Regions from separate parts of the Mus musculus genome. Here region 2 is linked to region 1. A link is a contact called in ENCODE POLR2A ChIA-PET data. All regions are on one chromosome and are shown on one strand. The core of a region is the stretch at or near the end of the contact, and the rest is flanking DNA. Distances in the headings are between cores, read along the strand shown.

Region 1 (2,810 bases), core at 198-2,697:
GAAAAACCCTGTCTAAAAAAAAAAAAAAAAAAAAAAAAAAGGAAGAAAAAATAATTCTTCTTTTGGGACTGGAGGGACGTCTTAGGAATTAAGGGCTCTTGCAGAGGACCAAGGTTTGGTTCCCAGCACAACAACCATCTGTAACTCCAGTTCCAGAGGGTTCCATACTCTCTTCAAATCTCCCCGGTACTGCACATATGTGGTGCACGTGCATAAATGAGGAAAGCACTCATAAATATAAAATTAAAAAGAGCTTATTTAAGATATTCTTAAGTGGCGCTCCTCCACTTTCAGAAATTATTTTTTAAATTTTAATAAACCTATGTTGCTGTTCGAAAAATAAATTCATTAAGAATCTTGATCTGGAGAGATGGTTCAGAAGTTAAGAAAACTTGTCATCCCACGGGACCCAGGTCTAGTTCACAGCATTAACAACGGTCCAGGGGGATCTGACACTATTTTGACTTTTTTTTTTTTTTTTTTTAGATTTATTTATTTAGTGTATATATGAGTATAGAGGTCACCTGATCCCATTACAGATGGTTATAGGCCACAATATCGTTGCTGGGAATTGAACTCAGAATATCTGGAAGAACAGTCAGTGCTCTTAACCATTGAGCTATCTCTCAAGCCCTTATTTTTTTTTAAAGATTTATTTTTATTTTATGTATATGAGTACACTGTCGCTGTCTCCAGACACATCAGAAGAGGGCATCGAATCCCAGTACAGGTGGCTATGAGCCACCATGTGGTCACTGGGAATTTAACTCAGGACCTCTGGAAGTGCAGTTGGTGTTCTTAACTGCTGAGCCATCTCTCCAGCCCGGTTTGACTTCTGAAAATGTCACGCACGCCCGTGGCGCACATTCGTACACACGGGGGGGGGGGAACCTCACACATTTGTAAATCTGAAATTAAGAACAAAATATGAACGGGACATGACATCTGGAGACTGAATTGGCAGAGACAGGACTTGAGGGAGATGTGCCCGAAATCATGGCGCATTAAAGGCATGGCTTGATTGGAAGACTGAGAGCAATGTTGGTGATCACATCAAAATCACTGGTTAGGTAAAAGAGCAGTTTCATTCAGTCTATCTTAAGAGCTCACGAGAACAACGCAGTCAGTTGTCTCACACTAAGCCTGCTTCAACGCCGTTGTTTTCGTTGCTGTGTGGGACTAGCCCTGTGTGATTCCGTTCTAGAAGTGAGAGGAAGCACAATGCCTCCATTTTTCTTCATTATCATGAAATTTGGCTGCTGCAGAACGCCGTAGTTCTTTACATTCTAAACCTCAGCGTCGACGAGGCGTTTCGCTAAGCTTGAACCCAATCATTCTCCGTAGACCCTATTTGTCAATCCTAGTGGGCGGGAAAAATGTGTGTAAAATGACATTCGATGCGCGCCCTTCGACCCGACGCCTATGCGTCAACACGTTCGCACGCTCAGGGGGCGGAGCCATCACTTGGCTTTATATAGCCTGCACTGGCTCCTGGTCGCTCTCTATCTGCGGCGTGTGGCGGCGAGATGGTACGTATGGCCATGCTGCCTTCTAACTTGGTCTCCTGTGGGCCTGGCTTGTATTCACCTCCCATCGGCGCCATCCCTGGCTCGCCAATCCTGAAAGGATGTAATAGGGGATCGATGTGAGGGCCGCGACCGTCCGGAAATTCAGGGACCTTAACGGCCTTACGGAGGATGTGTGTGGGACCGGCCTGGGCCTGTGTGCGACCCATTTGATATCAGCGTAATCCTAAGGGACTTATGGAATGGGCTGTTTTGTGCTTAATTCGAGGGTAGTGGTCAGTCTGGTAGGGATGGCCCAGGTCTTTAGGAATGCATTGGTTAAGTGGAGAAATTTGGCAAATCGGGTCGGGTCTCCATTTTGGAATGTTATAAGAGTGGAAGGTGCATCTCTAGAGTTCTCAGAAGCCACAAATGATGAACCTTTTGACGGGCGGACAGAAACTCTGTGCTGAATGTCAAGTTCTGATTTGGCTTTAGGAGGGAGTGTTTGAGGCCGACTTGCATTAGACTCCATCTTGATACGCCATGTTGCCATTTAGTCACATGGGATACTCTTGAAAGTTCACCCATCGAGGTTTTAGTATAACTAAGCTGTTTTGTGTTTGAAAGGCATGGAAACTAAAAGCATTAAGCTGAAGTCTTATTGCAGTCTGTCCTCTGATACAATTCCTTTAAATGTGGAACCCTCCTTTGGGCTTGATTGGAAGACTGAGAGCAATGTTGTGATCTCTCCCTTTACCTCAGTCTCACAGGAAATTCTCAGCTCCCAGGCATGGGTCCTTGGGCTTCCTGCCTCGCAAGCGCAGCAGCCGGCATCGTGGGAAAGTGAAGAGCTTCCCTAAGGATGACGCTTCCAAGCCCGTTCACCTCACAGCCTTTCTGGGTTACAAGGCTGGCATGACCCACATCGTCCGGGAAGTTGACAGGCCAGGATCTAGTATGTACAGTACTTCCTTGTCCAACTTGGGCTGTGTGTAATTTTGCCTGTAGTTACAGTAAATTCCCAAAGGAGCACAATAGCTTCATCCTGGGGTGCTTTGTGGTAAGTCTAGAACAAAGCCTGACTTAGTGTGGTAGTGCCCACACTAAGGGAGCCTAGAAGTGTTTTGGCCTAGCGAAATTTAACACAGATTCCTGTGCAGAGTCCTGTTGGGGTAGTTGGTTGTTTCCATGCCAGTGCCTGTTATCAACCCTAGGTACTCTGAAAAGGTAGACACATTTAACAAGTGTATTCTGGACATGAAACCAGACTAGTGATAAAGCTCCTCTTTGAGACAGTCTAGA
Region 2 (2,700 bases), core at 132-2,631, 78 kb before region 1:
TTGTGGACAAAGCAGGCCCTGCACGGCAGGTCTACTGTCTCTGTGGAGGGAGCTGAGGGCCACAGCAGTCCTCAGGACACCTGAGAGGTAGCAGACCCTAACTAGTAGGGAGTTCTGCATGTGGAGCCCTGTGCTAAGAGCCTCTGCCCAGCAGAGGGGAGGATGTGGGGGACCCAGTGACCATAGAGGACAGAGCCCAGCTTTGTTCCTAAGCAGACAGCTTTTCAGCCTGTAGGCAGGCGATCCAGAGATGGATGAGTAAAGGCCTTAGATGAGAAAGAGGAGGTATGTTAAAGAGATCTTTCAACCAAATAAAACCAACCAGCTTGGGGGGGGGGGGCGAGGCAGGGGAGGGGCAAGGGCCCTGACCTGTGACCTAAGCCTCATGAAGTTACCACCCCACCCCATCCCTGGACTCACTCTCTGGAGAACAGAATACCACTGCCTTCTTTAGCTCAGACAGCAGGCTTGTGGCAAAACACATGTTCAGTGGGTGAGGGCAGTGATGTGTGCAGCTAGGAGGTCTGAGTTCAAATCCCAGCACTGCCACTTACCAGTCCGGAAAGCCTGGCTCCCAAACCTCCTGAGCAGAACAGGAGGCAGCCACCTTTTGGGTGCTTAAGTTACAGATAGACAAGATGACATCTTTACTGCATGAAGAACATGGTTCTATTTCTAGAGACCAAACAGCACCACATTCCTTGGGGAGGACCTCCTTTGTCCCATGTCCTTGTGCACCAGCTGAGAGCTGCTCACCTGCAGGGCACCTGCAGGGCAGAGGTGACTTCCTAGTGGAGAGCAGGAAGGCTTCTTCTTCCCATCACCCCAGGGCTTCTCCTCAGCATGGAGCCAGCAGCCTCGCTTTAGGGAAATGGAGTCTGAGAAGTGCTCTGAATTGGCCTTTGCCACCAGGCCACACTGGGCACCCTGCCCAGTAGCTGCACACAGTGGGGAAAGGGCTGCAGATTTAATCCTGATGGAAGGGCTCAGGTAAGAGGAGCACCCAGCCTTTCTCCTCTGAGCACAGGGGTGGCCACACTGCAGGCAGCTGTGGTAACCCTCCTGTCTGAAGGGAGAGATTCTGTGTGAACAGGTCCCAGTCAGGGCCTGACCAGCAGAGTCTTTTCCCTGCACGTCCGCATCACTGCACCTGATGTCCTTGGTCTTCTGGGTGAGCAAGACTCAACCTCGGCCCTCTCACAGCCGTATCCCACTCCTCTTTCGGCAGAGCCCGGAACCAAGCAGCCTCCTCATCAGCGTGAGGTCTGTTGCCTCAGCACCCCCTATCACTGGCTTCCCAGGACCCGCTGGGAGGAAGGCACTGGCTTCTGACTTGGCCTGCCTCACCCCAGGGCAGGATCTAGCAGAAGCAGAACTGCAGCTGCCTGGTGGGCCTGGCCTACTAACTGCACCCCATTGGGAAGCCAGCTCTCTGAGTTAGCTCAGCTGCCAGCTGGCTGACCTGCAGCCCAGGACTAGCATTCCTTGGCCAGCTCTCTCTGGTACTTCCTTGTCTTGCTCCTCTGTGGCTGTTAATAACCCCTCTGCTTCCCTGGACTTTTCCAGTGACATCCAGTGACAGGCACCCACTCCTGTTATTCGCTACTCTGGATCTAGGAGTTTGGGCTGAAAGGTGGAAAGGGGATAGCCACCCAGAGGTAACGGGCACTCGCAGAGGCCACAGCTCTTCCGGGGGAAGCTGAAGCAGGTGGAGGAGTCTTGAGGGAGCAGTGTCTGTCTGGCCTTTGGTAGCTGGGGTCCACAGGACGGCATCTTGCTAGTCTTTAAACGTGTCAGGAGGCACTCGTGATGGTTTGTAAGCTACCTGCAGCTTTCCCGCTTGGCCCTGTCTTAGGATGCCTGTGGTCTGGACTCCAGCCTCCTGTGTGGACCAGCAGCAATGCAGTCTGTACTCAGGCCACAGCCCAGGGCTGTGGTTGAACCTGCAGCACGTCATGACTCACTGCCCGAGGGTTCCATGGCCCCCGCAAAGGTCAGGAAGCTTGTCTTGCTTTGGCACTGGCCCTCTGTGTCTACACAAAGTTGTGCCCAGGCTGCACTCTGAGGCTAGACTAAGGTGCCGTCATCACGCTCTGCTCGCCGTGGTCCACGCTCCAGAGTCGGTAGAACTCAGCAAAGTCCACATAGGGCTCCACACGGCCATCCTCTCCGGGTGGAAGTGAGTGAGCCGGTCTGGAGCGGAAGAGGCCCCCGTCAGAGCTGGAGCTGCTGCTCTGGGTGTGCGTGTTGGTGGACTGCAGGGTCAGAGTGGGGCTCTGGCTACAGAAGAAGAGAGAGCAGTCAGTCTGGGGGAGCTGCATCAGGGGCCCTCAACTTCCCACCGGTGAAAAGAGCGGCCCTTTAGGCTCAGGCCTCTCTCTCTCTCCCCAGTATCCTACAGAAGTCAGCTGGGTGAGATGTTTTTAAAGACAGGCTGACCTAGGTGACAGAATAAGACTCAGCGCCAGGGGAGGAGATCTGTGAGGCTCGGGCAGTCAGGCTGAGAAGCGTGAAGCTTGCCTGCTTGGCTTTGTGGACACAGCTGCTGGTTTCCTGGGGAAGCCTGGTGGGGAGGGAGGGCTATGCTGATTGTGCTGGGGACAGCACACGGCTACCCAGGATGCCCAGATGTCTACCAGGCCCTTCCATCCACAGAGGTGGTGGCAGGAACAGCAGCAGCACAGACTTGGGGACAGATGG

What was found. ChIA-PET counts read pairs that join two places held with the same protein, here RNA polymerase II (POLR2A).
Region 2: POLR2A ChIA-PET joins it to region 1 with 33 read pairs in embryonic stem cell. The contact joins the enhancer-like site here to the promoter of Rpl3 in region 1. POLR2A ChIA-PET finds 5 or more read pairs at or near these places in 3 of 5 experiments (Patski and embryonic stem cell).

The regions. Positions count from the first base shown.
Region 1 is chr15:80,082,043-80,084,852 of GRCm38, reverse strand. Rpl3 (ribosomal protein L3) reads left to right here and starts at 1,447. Exons shown (of 10, transcript NM_013762.2): 1 at 1,447-1,529; 2 at 2,271-2,463. The coding sequence starts at 1,527. It overlaps Snord43 (small nucleolar RNA, C/D box 43), which reads left to right and starts at 1,947; the gene lies at 1,947-1,994.
Region 2 is chr15:80,159,654-80,162,353 of GRCm38, reverse strand. Tab1 (TGF-beta activated kinase 1/MAP3K7 binding protein 1) reads right to left here. Exons shown (of 11, transcript NM_025609.3): 11 at 647-2,280. The coding sequence ends at 2,073. Among named protein-coding and RNA genes, the nearest start is that of Mgat3, 13 kb to the left of the region's middle. Within about 2 kb of position 1,381, at least 3 of the 3 ENCODE cell types and tissues checked have a DNase peak (open chromatin) inside an H3K27ac peak, as active enhancers do.